Regions from separate parts of the Homo sapiens genome. Here region 2 is linked to region 1. The links are chromatin loops, found by intact Hi-C in ENCODE. Cell type or tissue: PC-9. All regions are shown on one strand.

Region 1 (5,000 bases):
ACTTTTTGATGGGGTTGTTTTTTTTCTTGTAAATTTGTTTAAGTTCCTTGTACATTCTGGATATTAGCCCTTTGTCAGACAGATAGATTGCAAAAATTTTCTCCCGTTCTGTAGGTTGCCTGTTCACTCTGATGATAGTTTCTTTTGCTGTGCAGAAGCTCTTTAGTTTAATTAATCCCATTTGTTTATTTTGGTTTTTGTTGCCATTGCTTTTGGTGTTTTAGTCTTGAAGTCTTTGGCCATGTCTATGTCCTGAATAGTATTGCCTAGGTTTTCTTCTAGGGTTTGTATGGTTTTAGGTCTTACATTTAAGTCTTTAATCGATCTTGAGTTAATTTTTGTATAAGGTGTAAGGAAGGGATCCAGTTTCAGCTTTCTACATATGGCTACCCAGTTTTCCCAACACTGTTTTTTAAATAGGGAATCCTTTCCCCATTGCTTGTTTTTGTCAGGTTTGCCAAAGATCACATGGTTGTAGATGTATGTGTGGTATTATTTCTGAGGGCTCCGTTCTGTTCCATTGGTCTATATCTCTGTTTTGCTACCAGTACCATGCTGTTTTGGTTACTGTAGCCTTGTAGTATAGTTAGAAGTCAGGTAGCGTGATGCCTCCAGCTTTGTTCTTTTTGCTCAGGATTGTCTTGGCTATATGGGCTCTTTTTTGGTTCCATATGAAGTTTAAGGTAGTTTTTTCTAATTCCGTGAAGAAAGTCAATGGTAGCTTGATGGGGATAGCACTGAATCTACAAATTACTTTGGGCAATATGGCCGTTTTCACAATATTAATTCTTCCTATCCATTAACATGGAATATTTTTCCATTTGTTTGTGTCCTCTCTTATTTCCTTGAGCAGTGGTTTGTAGTGCTCCTTGAAGAGGTCTTTCACACCCCATGTAAGTTGGATTCCTAGGTATTTTATTCTCTTTGTAGCAACTGTGAATGGGAATTCACTCATGATTTGGCTCTCTGTTTGTCTATTATTGGTATAAAGGAATGCTTGTGATTTTTGCACACTGATTTTGTACACTGAGCCTTTGCTGAAGTTGCTTATCAGCTTAAGGAGATTTTGGGCTGAGATGATGGAGTCTTCTAAATGTACAATCATGTCATCTGCAAACAGAGACAATTTGACTTCCTCTCTTCCTATTTGAATACCCTTTATTTCTTTCTCTTGCCTGATTGCCCTGGCCAGAACTTTCAATATTATCTTGAAAAGGAGTGGTGAGAGAGGGCACTCTTGTCTTGTGCCGGTTTTCAAAGGGAATGCTTCCACATTTTGCCCATTCAATATGACATTGGCTGTGGGCTTGTCGTAAATAGCTCTTATTATTTTGAGATTCATTCCATCAATGCCTAATTTATCGAGAGTTTTTAGCATGAAGGGGTATTGAATTTTATTGAAGGCCTTTTCTGCATCTATTGAGATAATCATGTGGTTTTTGTCACTAGTTCTGTTTATGTGATCGATTATGTTTATTGATTTGCATATGTTGAACCAGCCTTGCATCCCAGGGATGAAGCCGACTTGATCGTGGTGGATACGCTTTTTGATGTGCTGCTGGATTCGATTTGCAAATATTTTATTGAGGATTTTCACATCAATGTTCATGAGGGATATTGCCCTGAAATTTTCTTTTTTTGTTTTATCTCAGCCAGGTTTTGATATCAGGATGATGCTGGCCTCATAAAATGAGTTAGAGAGGAGTCCTTCTTTTTCTATTGTTCGGAATAGTTTTAGAAGGAATGGTATCAGCTCCTCTTTGTACCTCTGGTAGAATTCAGCTGTGAATCCGTCTGGTCTTGGGCTTTTTTTGGTTGGTAGGCTATTAATTACTACCTCAATTTCAGAACTTGTTACTGGTCTATTCAGGGATTCGACTTCTTCCTGGTTTAGTCTTGGGAGGGTGTATGTGTCCAGGAATTTATCCATTTCTTCTAGATTTCCTGGTTTATTTGTGTAGGGGTGTTTATAGTATTCTCTGATGGTAGTTTGTGTTTCTGTGGGATCAGTGGTGATATCCCCTTTATCATTTTTTATTGTGTCTATTTGATTCTTCTCTCTTTTCTTCTTTATTAGTCTGGCTAGTGGTCTATCTATTTTATTAATCTTTTCAAAAAACCAGCTCCTGGATTCATTGATTTTTTTGAAGGGTTTTTCATGTCTCTATCTCCTTCAGTTCTGTTCTGATCTTTGTTATGAGAATGTTGTTTTTCAACTGATTTATATTTGATAGAAACCTAAGGATGGAAAACTATTAGATGGAAATACCCAAGAAAAAAATTTAGGGCCAGAATACCCTAGAACACAAACAAATAAAACTGAAACTTTACAGAATGAATTTAAACATTTCAAGACATTCTTGCCTGTTTTTCTCCTTTCCACCCCCATCTTTAGTCTAGGAAAGCACTCACTAAAATATCAATTCAAAACCAAAAATACTCAGTACATATCATTGACAGGATCACAGTCATCTAAATTCCTGCTGAAATTCTGTTTCAGAATCCCACTGTGAGTCGAAAAACAGAAGAAGAAATATATTTCTCAGCTTATCTGACATCTCTCCAAGCTAAACTTTCATTATTTAAACCTAGTGGAGTGTCACTTTGATAACAGAACTGGTATTTTTACTAAAGAGAGTGAAGATTGAATAGAGCCTCTTCTCCAACATGGTAAACTAGCCTGACACCACTCCATCAATAATTTAACTGCTTGCTGAGCATCCATTCATGACTGGAACTTGATTTCTAACTTCAAGAAGCTTAATAAGTATTCTCAAGGAAGGTTCTATGTGTGGGAAATTTATTCCACACAAAACAAGACTTGAAAAAGGGACTATAAGGATCAACTATTATAAAATAAGAAATGATTTTAAAGGAGGCCAAGCGACTTAGCAAGAATCACTCCAACAACTTGATGTAAAAACATCCCATTATCTACATCTGTAAGCAATGCCTTATCTAAAATAAAAATAAGACCAACATCTGAAACTTGTAAATTATATAATATTCATTGTTGAGTTGCAGAAAAGCAGTATATTCTGCCAATTTCTGAACATCTTTCATATTCATAAATACATTTGTTTGACTGATGAGTAATATTTTTTTATATATGGCCAAAGAAGCCTTGCCAGGCAAAGGCAAAAAATGTCTTCTACCTTTGGATGGATTTCATCTGGCTCCAGATACTTTCCAAAAAGCTTATTGACTTGTATTTAAGACAAATCCTTTCAATTGTTCACAAACTGAAAATTGAGACCCTGCCCCCCACTTCATTGAGAACTTGTAGTGGGAAGGGGCACCTTTGCACCTATGGTCATAGCGATGGGGTTTGTCCATTTGGGAAAGGGATGGGGACTGTGGAGGAAGTACTAAAGGGAGCTGCAGAGCTAAGAAGAAAAGAGAGATTCCACTTGACTAGATAAGGGGAAAAAATGAGTGGACTTTGATGCCGCAGGCTGGGGCAAGGGAAGATAGAATGAGAGGTATTGAGCAGAAGGCTTTATCTCATGGAGGACAGGATTGTGCTGGAAAGAGGGAAAAGTAGCAAGAATGTCTCACAAAAGTCACTACGGATTGCAAGAAGAGTCCCAGATTTCAGGGAAGAATGAGAGGGCTACGAATGAAGATTTAGAAAAAAACAACTGAAACTGTCACCCTTCCCCAAGGCAAAGAATAGCCCAAAGAGTGAGGATACTGTTGTAGATCTGAATTATTACTGGTTTATATATGAGCTGAAGCCTGAATGGTAGAGCTGTGAATCTGAGCCCTTGGAGTCCTTGGATGATGAAGCATTTAACGAGGCATCACTAAGGGATAGCTAGTGACTGGTAAAGTCCTGGCAGCGGCTGACCCAAGGCAGGCCACTGGCACAGGGAAAGAGGCTGGCGTTTGTGCAATTAACCCTACTGAGCCAGAGAACCTCACCTTCAACACTGATAGGCATGTGTTTGTCTATAGATCCCAAGCTAACATAACAAAAGGAGCACTACCCCTCCCCATTGTAACATGCCCGTCCAAACTTTCCCTTAGATTGTAACTCTTGCTTCCAAATAAGTGGTCCTTCTGCACGGGAAAGGGGCAAATGTCACAGTCTCCCCTAAGGCCCAGGAAGCCTTTCATTTCAGTGGAGTCTGGAAGGGAAGGCAAAGCCTATCTGTGATTATTCAAGCAGATCTGCCCCCAGGCAAGCAAAACATACAGACCTTGTCAACCATTCCGGTTCTCAGTCTGATCTAGGAACAGCCGGTCTGAAGAGCATTCCAGGGAAGCCTGCCCCACCACTATGTGGGTGACAAAAGGAAAACCTGAGAGGGAGGGAAATGGAGAAGGGGCCAAGCAAGATCTGAATCTCCAGGGAAGCTACTCAGAACAAAGACAAGCAGAATAATAATTATTATACTTTATACTTACATGGCATTTACTATGTGCCAGGCACTTTATGCTCATTTAAATCTGACAGGGGTCCTAAGACATTGAAATTATTATTATTATCACTTAACAGATGAGAAATATACTGAGGCTTAGAGAATGACTTATCCAAAGTTGCAGAATGCTGTGTCAGAGCCAGAATTTTACCCTGGCAGTCTGGCTCAAGACCCTATTTTAATCACTCTGCTATTCTGCCTTATCATAGGTTTTTAGGGGATTTTTTTGTTGTTGTTTATTTGAAGCTAGAATGCAACAGACACTGTCAATAGGGATTCAGTGGCCGTGAGGAGAGCCATTTAGTCTCAAATCAAGAGAGAGGAACAAGAATTTGGAAGCAATAACATGAGGACCTTTAAGCATCAGCCTAAGCCAGTAGATGGAAACAGAAAAAAAAAAATAGAAATAAAAGGAATGTCACCTCAAAAGCTGAGGTTAAAGAATTCAAAAATATGTGCTAACCCCGTGAAAAGGACAATAATGAAAACTATGTAGTTGCAACTTAATGCATCTGTTTATTCTGTATATTCTGTTCATCTTCAGAGATTTCCTCACATCATTATAAAAATTATCAT
Region 2 (5,000 bases), 90 kb before region 1:
TCACCAATTTTAAGTATACAGTACAATGTTGTACAGACTTATGCAACCATCACAATCAATTTTAGCACATTTTCACCACACGAAAAGGAAACCTCATATCTACTACCTGTCACCAACCCATTCTCCCCCACCCCTGGAATCCCCCCATCCCCTCAGCCCTAGTCAGCATAATCTACTTCCTGCCTATATGGAATGGCCTATTGTGGACATTGCATATAAAAAAGAGTCATATAATATGTGGCCTCTTGTTACTGACTTCTTTCATTTGCATGTTGCCAAGCTTCACCCATGTTGTAGCATATGTCAGTAGTTCATTCTTTTTACAGCCAAGTAATATTCCATTTGATGAATAGACTACATTTTGTTGATGCATTCATCAGTTGATGGACATTTGGGTTGTGTTCATTTTTCAGCTATTATGACTGATGGTACTATGAATATTCATGTACAGGATTTTGTTTGAACATATGTTTTCATTTCTCTTGAATTTATGCCTAGGAGTGGCACTGCTGGGTTCTATGGTAACTCTATGTTTAATCTGTTGATGAACTGCTATACTATTTTCCAAAGGGGCTAAACAATTTAACATTCCCACCAGCAGTATATTAAGGTTCCAATTTTTCCACATCCTCACCAACACTTGTTATTATCTGTCTTTTTTATTACAGCCTTGCTGGTGGGTACAAGGTGGCACCTCATAGTGGTTTCAATCTGCTTTGCTCTGATAGCTAAGAATGTTGAGTATTTTTTCATATACTTATTGGTCATTTGTATATCTTCTTTAGAAAAATAGACATATTCAAGTTCTCTGCCCATTTTAATTGGGCTTTTTATTATTTAGCTGTAATAACTCTTTACACATTCTTGATGCATGTCCCTTACTAGATATAAAATTTGCAAGTGCTTTCCCTCATTCTTTAGGTTGTCTTTTCACTTTGCTCATCGTATCATTTTCAGCACAAAAATTCTGAATTTCAATAACATCCAATATATCTAATTTTTTGTTTTGTCACTTGTGCTTTTAGTGTTATATCTAATATGGCTTTGCATAACCCAAAGTCATGAAGATTTACTCTCAGGTTTCTTTCTAAAAGTTTTATTGTTTTAACTTTTACATTTATGTCTATGGGTCTGAGTTTATTGTGTGTATGATATGAGAAGGCTGTTTTTTCATTGGATATTAATTATATATTCATAAATCATACAGCAGCTCTCATGTCTTTCCATTTCCTATGGGGCACTAACTCAGTCCCTCTCCGTTCCACCTCACTCATGCTCTCATATACTCTCTTTCTTCACATTGGCTCATGAACTTGTAAAACAACTCAACTGATTCATGATTACTAAATTTCTTCCAGAATATGTGTTCTTGCTTTGAAAATTAAAAAGTGAGGTATCCTTTTTTATAACCAAGTAATATTCCCTTTGATGGATAGACCACATTTTGCCAGTTCCTGTGCTTTGTGCAACAGGCCGGGGAGGAAAGATATCCCTCATATGATAACCAAGATTTATACACTTATCAGTCATATTGTCAAATATTTTATTTCCACTTTGACTTTCAGGAGAAAAAAAAATGCAGTTGATTTCATTCATAACACAATCCGAAGTACACATTCTTATTTTGATTTATAAAATAGCTATATACTTACTTTTCAACTGTCCTATGGTTTTTAAGATGTCCTCTTGCCTTAATATTTAAAATCAAATACAATATTTAGCCATCTATTATTTTCTATATTGTATTTTTTCTGAAATATTTACCGAGAAATATTTTTCCTTAAGTTTAGTATGCTAACTGAACTTCAGTGGTACCTTAATTTCATGAAATGTTTTTCAAAGTTTGTTAAATTGTAATTTATGATCTAGTATTAGATTTGCATTTAACAGTTGCTATATTTCTAAAATTAGAATTAAAAGTGAACCAATTCAGATGGGTTTATACCCAAAACAATTAGGGATACAAATTTCTTTCATTGTAGTGACACTTTCATTAGCTAAATGGGCTGTAACAAAAAAAAAGATTGTGTTTACCAAAATATTTTAGTCCTGAAACAACCACTCCTCCCTCCACCCCAATTAAATAAGTTCATTTTAATCTGTTAAATTTACCTTAATTTTTTTTTTTTACTAACTGTAGAAGCTCCACGATCTGTCAATATTATGTTTAATCAGATTTCCAAAACTTCCGGATGAGAGTTTTGCTTGCAAAACTAATTAGGAATTTACAGCTAAAATATCATTGTCATTATTCAGTATCATTACCCTATGTGAATTCATTTTTATAAGCTCAAATAACTAATATATTCATAAATTCAAGTAAGAATTTTCTGTGTATTAGGTACAGAAAACCATCCTAAGCTAATGGATATTACAAAATAATAGATTCAAAATTGCCACTGCTTGCAGGAGTCAAGAAAATGATCCTTGATTCTTTTAAATGTCATAGACTAACAGACTTTTAGGATGGTATACTATTCTAACTCTTATCTTACCAAGAAAGGAATTAAAAGCCACAAAGACTAAATGGTTTTACCATAGTGAAGAAAATGACAAAATTACCTTAATAGCATCCTACATTTCTATGGAATTTTAAATTTTATTAAGATGTTCAGGTGCTAGCAATCATGCCAACATTCTCCCTCTTTTCTTTTAAGCTTCTACCCTTCTTTTGTAACTTGAGTTTCCTTCAATGTCACATGCTTTCTTTTCACTCAACTTACTGGGTCATTTAATTCATCATTCCCGTTTTCGTCATCCAAGCCACCGAATTTCCTTCTAACCTCTCTAGCCATTGTCAAGGCAATTCACCTGATATTCTGTACTCCATTAAATTCCCTTCCATTTTTATAGTCTGCAAATTGTGCTGCTGCCTTTCTTAGATTTTAGTATCTACAGCCTCTTGCTTTTAGGGTTCAGATGAAGTCCATCGTCTCTGTATAGGCCCTCCCTTATCGCAACAGTCTTTCAGTAGCAGAAACACTTAAAGCCTTCCTCTTTGGGTGAAACTCTGATACAGACACCACCCACTATTAATTCCAGTACAAGGCTTGTTTCCCCGGTGTCAAGGATTGATCAATTGTAAGTTACCATCTTACCTAGATGTTTTAATTTACCCAGGGAGTTGAGCTTATATTGAGTCATTACATGAATCATAAGGTCTGCTCCCTGTCACCACCTAATCATGTGGTTTACAGCAAGTTCACTATTATATATTCTCCAGGTCTCAGTTTCCTCGACAGTAATGAGGGGACTCTCCTGGATTTTAACTTACTTTTAGCTCTAAAACACTGTGATTCTTCTCACTTCCAGGCTCACATTTGCCCCTCTTGTTTTCATGATTAGTAGAAGGGAAAAGATGCCCGAAAGTTCAACTACCTGTTCACATAGATTAGTAGCTATTTGCCTTTCAAATGAAGTTGAACTATTTTCTTCCACCTTTAAAATACACTGTGAACATCATCTCCATTTCTGAACAGCTCCACAGTGTTTTTCTAACTATAGTGTTTGTGCTAAATGTGAATAGACCAGCAAATTAATGCGGTTTAGCTCATTCGAAATCCAGATTGGCAAGTCTCTTTCTCTGAACTCAACCAAATAGGAATCAGTTTTAAAGGCATGGTTGTGTTTCATATAGGGAGGAGGCTTGTATTTATTTATGCATTGTGGCCTTCCATTTTTTAACACAAGCCATATATTTTCAAAGAGACTTTAAAGCAAACTTGCAAAATATTACACAAAGCAGGTTTTAACAGTTCAAGAAAGTCTATGTCGTATAGCTTATGTGCTTTACAAACATCCCATGTAATTCTCACAGCAATACTGTGAGGCAGGCACTATTATTTCCTGCATTTTATAGATAAGGAAACTGAGGCAGCTAAGTTAGCAGGCTCAAAGTAGCCTAGGCTTCAATCCCACATAGTCTGGGAGCACATTATTCAACCTGAAATCAAATGATATGGCATCTCTGGTGCTTATTAATAACCAAATGCAACAGATAAATTATGGCTTTGATTTCCTTTCTTTGCAGCTTTCATTTTATAAATACAAAAGGCCACTGTCTGAAAATCCATTTTGTTTCATCAATGCTTGAATTCAATCAATGATAATACACTCTTGGCTAATTGAGAGAAAGGTTAAAGCCACCTTTGAATGTGATTAACAAATAACCAAATGAAAAACAAAAACCTTTATACCTATGGCAGACTGATCAGAGCTACATTCTGCTCCTGGCAAGAAGTGAAACAGGTAGTTCAACTGCAATTGTGTGAAAGAGAAAGTGAGAGTAATAAACAAAATGTATAGCACAAATCTAGATGGGATTTGGACTGGTGTAGTTCTATGTATCTCTTATTTCCCAACAAATTAAGGTAAATTGAGGCCACACTTGTCTCCGTACAATTCATCATCCAAAGACATTTCAGAACGATTTCCACACAGAGGATCCATCGCATAACATCAACATCACAATGGTTGCATTTTCAATATTCTCTGAGTAAGTTCTGTTTAAAACACTTTCAAAACTAATTTTTTTCCCGGCAGGATGATATAAGCGGACAAAACTACCATGCGACTGAAAAGGAATTGATCAAAATACGGAGTCAGAGACATTGGCAAAAATGGCTTTAATCTGAGCAGAAAGATACATTTCAGTTTGGCTTTGTATTGAATATTTTCAATAATGGTCAAATTTTCCTACTGTCCTAACCTCCTTAACAAAGCTAAACATCTTACAGCTTATCTGTGCTATCTCCTGATGCCTCTTCATGGAAGAAGGTGGGAGGGATGGGTGGTGGAGGGTGGTCAGCTACCAGCTGCTGTTAAAATCTGTCAACTGGCAAGTGAAGCCTTCTGATTTGTGAGCAATTTCCAAAAGAAAAAAAATCAGAACTACCATCTGGGAAGTAGGAAGAAGATACCACTTGGCAAAAATGATTCAGAAAACACAGGCAAACACAGAAACACACACAAACATATCAATGTGTACACACACATACACA

Evidence for each region. A loop is a pair of places that touch in the nucleus more often than their neighbours do. Peaks named below come from ENCODE experiments on the same cell type or tissue, not always from the same donor. Only the 100,000 strongest peaks of a DNase experiment are listed, where the experiment ranks them.
Region 2: it touches region 1 in a loop (2.3-fold over the local background); 2 of 110 quality-filtered maps call a loop at or near these places.

Annotation. Positions count from the first base shown.
Region 1 is chr14:61,940,067-61,945,066 of GRCh38, reverse strand. All of the region lies in intron 1 of SYT16 (synaptotagmin 16), which reads right to left. Among named protein-coding and RNA genes, the nearest start is that of SYT16, 130 kb to the right of the region's middle. In PC-9, no CTCF peak of the experiment used is centred here; no DNase peak of the experiment used is centred here.
Region 2 is chr14:62,029,845-62,034,844 of GRCh38, reverse strand. The region is part of intron 3 of SYT16 (synaptotagmin 16); the gene reads right to left. Among named protein-coding and RNA genes, the nearest start is that of LINC00644, 110 kb to the left of the region's middle. In PC-9, no CTCF peak of the experiment used is centred here; a DNase peak (open chromatin) is centred at 3,124.